Regions from separate parts of the Homo sapiens genome. Here region 1 is linked to region 2. A link is a loop called in an ENCODE intact Hi-C map of the cell type or tissue named here. Cell type or tissue: mammary epithelial cell. All regions are shown on one strand.

What was found. Hi-C counts contacts between places; a loop is a spot of excess contacts. Peaks named below come from ENCODE experiments on the same cell type or tissue, not always from the same donor. Only the 100,000 strongest peaks of a DNase experiment are listed, where the experiment ranks them.
Region 1: a loop joins it to region 2, with 14 times the contacts of the local background. A loop is called at or near these places in 23 of 110 quality-filtered maps.

Annotation. Positions count from the first base shown.
Region 1 is chr5:37,410,407-37,415,406 of GRCh38, reverse strand. The region is part of intron 5 of WDR70 (WD repeat domain 70); the gene reads right to left. Among named protein-coding and RNA genes, the nearest start is that of WDR70, 34 kb to the right of the region's middle. In mammary epithelial cell, a CTCF peak has its summit at 2,261; a DNase peak (open chromatin) is centred at 2,226.
Region 2 is chr5:37,835,040-37,840,039 of GRCh38, reverse strand. It overlaps GDNF (glial cell derived neurotrophic factor), which reads left to right. Exons shown (of 3, transcript NM_000514.4): 1 at 1-533. GDNF-AS1 (GDNF antisense RNA 1) reads right to left here and starts at 156. Exons shown (of 4, transcript NR_145476.1): 1 at 2-156. RefSeq lists enhancers at 138-1,075, 2,533-2,602, 2,954-3,892. In mammary epithelial cell, CTCF peaks have their summits at 1,717 and 2,479 (motif pointing left); DNase peaks (open chromatin) are centred at 99 and 2,479; H3K4me3 peaks cover 3,279 bases.

The sequences.
Region 1 (5,000 bases), 420 kb after region 2:
CCGCCCGGCCAGCCGCCCCGTCCGGGAGGTGAGGGGTGCCTCTGCCCGGCCGCCCCTACTGGGAAGTGAGGAGCCCCTCTGCCCGGCCACCACCCCGTCTGGGAGGTGTACCCAACAGCTCATTGAGAACGGGCCATGATGACAATGGCGGTTTTGTGGAATAGAAAAGGGGAAAGGTGGGGAAAAGATTGAGAAATCGGATGGTTGCTGTGTCTGTGTAGAAAGAAGTAGACATGGGAGACTTTTCATTTTGTTCTGTACTAAGAAAAATTCTTCTGCCTTGGGATCCTGTTGATCTATGACCTTACCCCCAACCCTGTGCTCTCTGAAACATGTGCTGTGTCCACTCAGGGTTAAATGGATTAAGGGCGGTGCAAGATGTGCTTTGTTAAACAGATGCTTGAAGGCAGCATGCTCCTTAAAAGTCATCACCACTCCCTAATCTCAAGTACCCAGGGACACAAACACTGCGGAAGGCCGCAGGGTCCTCTGCCTAGGAAAACCAGAGACCTTTGTTCACTTGTTTATCTGCTGACCTTCCCTCCACTATTGTCCTATGACCCTGCCAAATCCCCCTCTGCGAGAAACACCCAAGAATGATCAATAAAAATAAAAAAAAAAAGAATAATTGTGACTAGATCAGAAGCTAACTTTGATTCAATGAAATGTTTAGGAAGAAAGTAGCCATGCCCACAGCCAAGGATGGCCATTCCATTCATTCAACTAATATTTCTTGAGTACCTACTATGTGCTAGGTATCTGTCAAGCCACTGAGGATACAGCAGTAAAAAAAAAAAAAAAAAAACAGACTGTCCTCATAGAACTTACATTCTTATGTGAAGAAAGACAATAAACCAATACACAAAAATGTCAGATAATGATAAGTACCATAAAGCAGTGATAGGAAAAGAGGTGGGATGGGGAGCAGGGGGGACCTATATAAGATGGACAGAGAAGGTAACACTTGAGCACAGATCCAAGCAAAATAAGGGAGCCATGTGAAGTTCTGGGTATTATTCCATGTGGAAGAAAGAGTAAATAGAAAGTTTCCATGCGGGAATAAGAATAGAGGTCTCCAAAGAAAACCAGAAAGATCAATGTGGCTAGAGAGGAGTGAGCAAGCCAGGGGGTAGAAGGGGATAAAGTCAGTGTGATTTGCAGAGGCCAAGGCAAAGAACCTGAAGTGATAGGAAGAAACCAGACGTTTGGAGCAGAGAAGTGACAAGATCTGATATATATTTTCTTTTTTTTTTTTTTTTTTTGAGACAGAGTTTTGCTCCTGTTGCCCAGGCTGGAGTGCAATGCGCAATCAAGGCTCACCGCAACCTCCGCCTCCTGAGTTCAAGCGATTCTCCTGCCTCAGCCTCCCAAATAGCTGGGATTACAAGCATGCACTACCACGCCTGGCTAATTTTGTATTTTTAGTAGAGACAGGGTTTCTCCGTGTTGGTCAGGCTGGTCTCGAACTACCAATCTCAGGTGATCCATCCGCCTTGGCATCCCAAAGTGCTGGGATTACAGACGTGAGCCACTGTGCCCGGCAAGATCTGATATATATTTTCAAAAGTTTGGATTAGACTAATGATCACAGAAATAAACCTTATTCAACTTTATAGACTTCAATATTAAAGTATGAGGAAGCTATCCTTAAAATTCCCACATAGGAATCTTTTTTTTTTTTTTTTTGAGACAGAGTCTCGCTCTGTCGCCAGGCTGGAGTGCAGTGGTGCGATCTCGGCTCACTGCAACCTCCGCCTCCCTGGTTCAAAATGATTCTCCTGCCTCAGCCTCCCAAGTAGCTGGGATCACAGGCACACGCCACCATGCCCAGGTAATTTTTCTATTTTTAGTAGAGACAGGGATTCACCATATTCGCCAGGATGGTCTCCATTTCCTGACCTCATGATCTGCCCACCTCAGCCTCCCAAAGTGCTGGGATTACAGGTGTGAGCCACGGTGCCCAGTCAGGAATCTCTGTTACTTATCTAAAAAGCTTAAGATAAAATTTTAAATATATTTGAGAGAATTTTTCTGCATTCTTCTTCAGAGAAAAAAAAGTAATTATTCCAACACTAATCTCAATCTCAAACTCACTTGTTCCAGTCTGTAGAAGACATTATTTATAAAAGATTCTTTTTTTTCCTTCCACTATAGACAGGCAAAGGGAAAAACTGGATGCTTGCCAAAGAGCTTCTATTGCCCCCTAGTGCCCATTTTCACACATTAGCAGTTTCGAAACCCTAAGGAACATAGTCACTGGGTTTTGGAACACAGCTTCTAGCATCCTCTGCTGACATAACCTTGCAGGCGTAATTAAATTACTCTGTTTTAAAGGACATTAATTCTACTTTGAAGTTAAAATAGTTAAGTTTTCTCATACCAATTTTTTAAAACTTTTCTTCTTTAATTGAAGTCAACTTCAATTAAATTTAAATTGGTTATTGATCAAATATTGGTATTGATGATGAAAACAATGATAAAACCCAGCCATTCTGAGTGCCTAGTATGAGTCCTATGTTGCGTGTTTACATGAATCACCTTATTCTTACATCAACTCCTGGGAACTAAAAGATAGTTTTCTCCCGCTTTGAATTCTTCAGCCTCTCCCCATGTATCAGGGAAAGAGACTGACTGATACAGGTGGCTGGCAATGATCAAGGCCAAGGGGATGAGATGCCTCAGACCAGAAGACAAAGCAACACAGTGGTGGCCCAAACTTGGACTCCCCACCACAGAACGTGCTAGCCAGGGAGTCAGACAGAGTTCATGGAGAACAGGTGCTCACAACTAGAAAGCTGCTGTTACATCCAGCCCTTAGTTACAGTCATAAAAATCCAACTTTCTATTTTCTGTAGTAATGGGAAACAGGATAGCAAAGATAATGAAAATCCTCAGTAATCCTAAAGTTTCCATTTAATTATGAGTTAGAACCTCCTTCATCCCTAAAAAAAAAAAATTAGAATCATGAACAAGTAATAGAAATGGTTAAAAGATGTTTTGTTTTGTTTTGTTTTGCTTTGAGATGGAGTCTCACTCTTGTCACCCAGGCTGGAGTGCAATGGCAAGATCTCAGCTCACTGCAACCTCCACCTCCCGGGTTCAAGCAATTCTCCTGCCTCAGCTTCCCGAGTAGCTGGGATTACAGGCGTGCTCCACCACGCCCAGATAATTTTTGTATTTTTAGTAGAGACAGAGTTTCACCATGTTGGCCAGGCTGGTCTCGAACTCCTGACCTCAGATGATCTGCCCGCCTCAGCCTCCCAAAGTGCTGGGATTACAGACATGTGCCATAGCATCCAGCCAAAAGATGATTTTTCACCTGTTTTCTCTGATACTTCCCACTTGAATTTTTTTTTTACTTAGTTCTAAGAAAAATAATCATAATCCTTCAAATTCTACTGGAAAGAACAATTTTATTACCATTATAGATAAACAAAATGGAATAAAATAAGTAAAAAAAAGTTTATCAAAAAGAAATTATAATATAATTAATATTTTTAATATAGTGCCTTTAGCAGTAAAACTAAATCCAACTACTAACTAGTAACTGAAGTAAAATACATATAAGAAACAAAAAAATTAATCACAGTTGGGACAGTGTGGTTTATAACGTACCTACTAGTAAGTACTCTGGTAATTTTGCTTCCAATTTTAGAGCTATCAAATTGTTTTTTTCAAATCAAGACGGAGTCTCATTCTGTAGCCCAGGCAGGAGTACGGTGGCATGATATCAGCTCACTACAACCTCCACCTCCCAGGTTCAAGTGATTCTCATGTCTCAGCCTCCCGAGTAGCTGGAATTACAGGTGCGTGCCAACACACCCGGATAATTTTTGTATTTTTAGTAGAGATGGGGTTTGGCCATGTTGGCCAGGTTGGTCTTGAACTCATGACCTCAACTGATCCACCCGCCCTGGCCTCCCAAAGTGTTGGAATTACAGGTGTGAGCCACTGCATCTGGCCAAAAAAAAAAATCATTTGTAAACAGTATTGTAACTAGGAGGGGCACAAGGAACTATAGAGATGACAGAAATGTTCTGTACCTTATTTGGGATGGTGGTTTCACATAATATATACAACTGTCAAAATTCACCAAACTGAACCTTTAAGATCTGTGCACATTATTATATTAAATAACACCTTAAAAGCAAGGTATGGTGGTTCACACCTGTTATCCAGCACTTTGGGAGGCCAAGACAGGAAAGCGGCTTGAGGCCAGGAGTTTTGAGACCAACCTGAGCAACACAGCAAGACCTTATTTCCACAAAATAAAAATAAAAAAACAAATAGTTACACCTTAATAAAAACAATCACACTTTTTAGAAAGTATTGTGTGACTGTTTTAAGGAAAGAAAACTACAACTTTTTCTGATTCATTTGCCAGGTAGGTTCATAAGCTATCAAAATAAAGCGAGAATAAAGTTTTAATCTATAAATTTAATTAACTAAGTCATCTCTATCTTGAGGCAGCTCTTACAATTATTAAACTATAATGTATCTAAATTGTAAGGTTAGGGCAAGGCATGTATAATGGTTCTTATGGAAATAGATGTTTATTTACAGTTCTATGCTCACATTTCCTTTGTTCACACTTCCATACCTACTTCCATTTTCCATATAGAAACTAAGGGCTATGTGTCATAAAGAAAAAACACATTTGAATGTCACAAGCTTTTCATTTATAAAAACCAAAAATGTTCAATTCCATTTAACAAATATGTACTCTGTACATACCATTTATAAGGTATTGCATTAGAAGACACAGGACTTTTAAAAAACTACCATACCTTTCATACAAAAGTTCCTGTACTTGAGGTCTTAATATATGATTGGAAAAGAAAGGTAAGGGAGTTAGGACAAGCACACAAATAATGATTTAACAACAAGAAGCCAGAAACCAAGCCTGGGAAGTAGCAAATGCAGCTAGCATCTGGAGAGGTTGCTTAGAGGAAATTATATTTCAAATGGTCCCTAAAGGGTACACAGAATTTTAACAAGCA
Region 2 (5,000 bases):
CCTGCGCTCCTGGCGCCCTCATGTCTTCACGGGACTCCCCGCGCCGGTTGACGTGGTGTCTCGTTCGGATCTCCAGGCAAGACCTCAGCTCCGGCAGCAGCATCAGACAAACCAGTCTCGTGCTCCCAGGCAGTGCGCCCAGAGGAGGCGCAGAGCGCGGCAGCTGCCGCTGAGCCGCCCGCAGCGCCCCGGGCCCGCGCAGCCCCAGCCAAGAGCGCGACGCGCGCAGCCCTGTCAGCCCCCCACCCAAAGCAGCGGCGGCTGCTCGGACCTCGGCTTCTGGGGGTGCGGGGGCCCGGCGGGAGAGTTGCCGGCAGCCCTCGCCCTGTTGGCGGCGGCGGCGGCGGGAGTCTTGGCCGCCGCCTCCAGCGCGCCCTTGCTGCCCCGCGCGACCCCAGGATTGCGAACTCTTGCCCCTGACCTGTTGGGCGGGGCTCCGCGCTCCAGCCATCAGCCCGGATGGGTCTCCTGGCTGGGACTTGGGGCACCTGGAGTTAATGTCCAACCTAGGGTCTGCGGAGACCCGATCCGAGGTAAGTGAGGGAGCGGGCCGGGGAGCAGGGAGCGGGTGGTGCCTGCGTCGCGGGTGGGTGCGGCCGGCTGAAGGGCGCCCTAGTCAGAGGGGTGCGTCTGGACCCCAGAGCAAACGGTGAGAGTAGAAAGTGGAAAGACTAGAGGGAACCTAAGCTATGCGAGGAGAGAGAAAAGTAGAACCGGAGAGAGGCCGGCCTTTCGGAGGGGCATGTTGCCTTTTCCACGTGGGCAAAGATCTGTGGAGCCCCAGATGCGCCTGGACCCGGAATGCCCAAGAGGGGCAGTTTCCTTCCCCGACTCGGCCAGGTGCTCTTCCGTCAAGTCACAGAACGATTCAGGGCTTGGGTCATCTTCGAACCCACCGCCGTCGAAATGTGTCCTCTCTGGACGTGCAGAGATACTATCATTGCCAAGAGTGCAACTTACTATTGAGCTTGTTTTGATCTGTGCCAAGGAAAAGCGCAGGCCGGGGGAGGGGCTGCTGCAAAGGTGCTGAGAACCTAAAAATGGAGGGCTCACCTCCTCCGGGCGAGGTCTGGCAAAGCTACATTCCTCACCCGGTTGCCTGCACGTTCCTAACGCCCTCCACCCCAACTAACCATCCCCGTCGAGGTTAGGAGAGGGGCTTTCTTGCCAGTCCTGGATTCAAATCTCTGTCTCGAACGTATTCTTGAGACTCCACTAGGCCATTGAGGTTATTATTTTAATGACCCCTTTTTCTCCTGTACTCTGTGCCGCCTTCCAAAAACACCCCACCACCACTGCCACTACTTTACACCACCTCGAGGCTAATTCCGCACTGGTGGTTTGTTTCCTGCCCCAACGAAGAAAAACGAACCCTCTTCGGGCTGGAAACGGACTTTCGCGGGTTCCCGCCAGCTTCCTGGGGCCCAGCTAGTTTCGGCTTTGGTAGAATCCGCCGCCAGGACCCATGTGCGCGCCCCCGGGGGGCTTACCCATCCCAGAGCTCGCGACCCTTCTGCTCATAGGCGGGGACAAAGGCAACTCTTCCGGCCCCTGCTGCGGAGATGTTAGAACGCGCTCGACTCTTGCTCAGTGTTTGGAATATATGCTTAGGTATTTCAAGGAAGAGATGTTTCTTCCAACCTCATTCACGCACCCAGTCCCGCAAAGCCGTCAAAGCCGGCCTCGACCAAACTCGTACTGTTTCGCTGCGCCTTCGCTTTGTCAGGGAAGGTGGCGCCTTTTCAACAAGTAACAAGTGTCCGATCTCTGGGAAGTCCGCCGTGTCCCTAGCCCTTTCCCGCTAGCAATTCGGGTGCTCTCGGGCCTGGAACCTGGCCCTTTAAACAGACCGCTTTCCCAGTTTGCCTGCGAGAAGTGTCCCAAATTCTTTTTCCTTCCCTCATCTTGGGCCCCGCAGTTATGGGGGGTTGAGGGGAGAATAAGTCCTCTGTCAGTCAAGGACACGAAGCATAGTTAAGAAAAGCAATAGATCTTCCAGCAATTTCTGTCTCTACCTCCCCCCGCCAAAAAAAAAAAAAAAAAAACCGAGTTTATAGCAAACCCGTCTCCCCGCCCCACCGCCTCCTTTTTCTCTCTCTGAGACCTGGATCTTGAAGGCAAAGCCCAAACAAACCTCCCAGCCTGCCAGGCACAAGAAGGTGCGGGGGCACTGACGGCGGGAGCGCTGCCTCCTGCGAATCTGTCACGGTGACGCGTGGAAGGGGTGAGGGATGGTCTGAAAGCAGGTTGCCAAGAAACCCGCTCAGGTGAAGTGGGGAGAGGAAAACCAGCGAGAATGGAGGGGTGGGAGCCTGAAAAGCAGAGATGCCAGTAAGGACCTCCACAGGTTCCCGGGCTAATGGGATTTCGGGAGGCTCGTAGAGGGAGTGGTGGTTCTCCGGTTTTATAACTAAAATGATAACACAGCCTCCGGGCCGCGTGGGCGCGACACGGCTCAGACGGTTTCTGGTGCCCCCTGCTGCCGGGAACTCAGAAGTGCCTCGCGGCGAGCGGCTGCTTCTGCGAGCACTTCTGTGGCTTTCCTGGGCGTCCTTGCCTCCCCAGGCCTGGGGACCCACAGGTGCCGGCGCCCACGGCCTGCTGCTTTTGCCCTGCCGGGACGTGGTGGTCCCGGACCCAGAAGGGGACCAGCTTGCCAGGCACGAGAAATGGTGCGCGGTCACCTGGCAGAGCAGAGCCCCCGTCACTTGAGGAGCAGAGCTTGGTTCTCGCACGTGGCGGCGCGTAAAGCAGTTTGCACCGCGGGCAAAGGCCCATGGTTGAGGAGAAGCGCGTCGGGCAGATGTAGATGTGTTTTGGGAAAGCGATAGAGAGACAAACTGAGAAGCCGAGGGGTGGAGCCCACACGGACTCTAAGAAAAACGTCCTAGTAGACGCTGTGTGTGCCGAGTCCCCCAACCTCCCCCCTTTTCCCCCGCCCAGCAAATACCGAGAACGAAAGAGCCCCTCGGACTGGAGCCGGTCCCGGCGGCGCTCAGAGGGAAGAATGCGCCCTCCCTGTCCCGGGGGAAGAGGGGAGCTCGATCCGGGCGCTGGCGGCGCTCGGCCGAGGGCGGGAACCGCAGCCGGGAGCCTCCTCTGGCGACGCGGGGAGTTTTCCACTGTGTAGTCTTTTGCCAGCTTCGCCACACTTCTAATTGAGGATCTCCACGTCCAATTTAAAAAGCCCTCCGTCGGCCAAGCAGGAAAAAAGGGAAAACCCTCTTAAGACGGAAGGGAAATCTAGTGCCTCTGTGGCTTCCTGCTGGCGGGCACCGCGATTTGGAATGGCGCATTAACCCCGCGCCTCCATGCTCCTCCGGTCGGACCGCCAGCCATTTCGCACGCACCCGGGAGCTGGCACCGGCGGGGGGCTTGAGGGGGGAAGCTCGCGTTCCCCAGGTCCTAGCTGCCAAAGTACCTTTCTGGGCTCATTTTGCATGGCCTGGTGCAGTTTTCCTGTGTCTGCACATCGCGACCCAGAACCTAGCTTTTTCCCGAGTTTGCAAACCAGCCCGCGAGGCAAGAGGCGCTCGGTGCTGCAGGTCACTAGGAGTTTCTAGTCCCTACACCCTCTCGAGCCCAACAGCTGCATAGCGAACAAACAGACGCTCAGGAGATGTAAAATGCATTAGTCTCTGCAGAGGTGGGAGGTGGCGGCCGAATTAAAGGCTTCCCCGGGTTGCCTGCACCGGGACAGGGAGTGGGGTTCCGGGTAGAGATGAGGACTGGAACCCTGGAATGGAGGCGGGGGTGCCTGTGAACTAATGGCTAGGAAAGGCACTGAGGTTTTTGCATTAACCTGGGTTTTGCATTTCCCTCCCGCATGGGAAAAAAAAAATCGAGTTTTTCCTAAGAACCGTTTTATGGAGCCGGTCGAGGGGATAGGATAATCGACTGCACGAATCTCGCAGATTCCGCTTGAGGAGATTCTCTCTAGGTCACTAGTGCCCTGGAGACGAACCCTGGGATTAGGAAGGCACTGGATAACACTGCACCCCAAGATGCCTCGGTTCTTCCCCGTCTCCTCATTGGTTGGAACTCGCCCCCAAATTTACAGCCCCTTTTTCTAACCCACCCCCAGCTGCGTGGCCCTCCTTTGTAGGGGTGTGAGGATTGAGAAGCCAAACAGAGCCCACCTCGGGCTGAAAAGAGCTGAACCCCCTACTCTGCGCCGTACCACGGTCTAGGCCTTCCAGTGCCAGAGCACCTCCAAAGCGTCCGAGACTGGGTACAGTCGTCCAGGCGTGACGGGGGCGCGGGGAGCCAGTGACTCCTCTGGGAGGGGAAGGGATTAGGGCCAGAATCTCTCAAAGGTGCAAAAATCCAGTCAAGAGAGGGTTTTCGGGTATACCACGGAGGATTAAAACTTTCAAGACAAATGCAGTCTTTGCCTAACAGCAATGGTAAAGCATTTACTGAGCTCTTACTACATGTTCCGCTAGAGCTTGTCATGCGTGATTTAATGTTCATAACTTTAAGAGGTGGGAGGAGTATTTTAAATCGAATCAGTGCTTTGGGAAGTTAAGTAACTTAAACCAGATATCCCATACAGGCCAAAAGTCTCCAAGTCCCTGCTAACTTCTTGCTCTCGCAACAGAATACCTATTTAGGTGGGAAGAATGAGGTGTGGGCGGCAGGCTGGGTGAGTGGTGCCCCCGAGCCTGCCCTCGACTAGCCAGAAGCCCGGTTGGGACCCGAGGCAGGGGAATGCGCTTGATTTTATTTCCAAAGAGAAACACCGTCCTTGCTTGGGCCGAGGGCTCGTTCAGGGGCCTATAGGAGCTACCGGGACAAGAAGGGGAGGTCTCTGGTTGGGGTGGAGGACGAAGGGTGGGAACTACCCGATTGCCCCCCAGGAATGGGGGATGTTGCGCACCAGTAGAGGGGACTGGACAGGAATCGTGGTGGTGGGGGTGGGGGGTTAACTGGAGGGGACAGCAGCCCTGCTTGAAACTCTGACCCCTAAGACCGTGTGGTGGAGAAGGGCAGCTGCAACC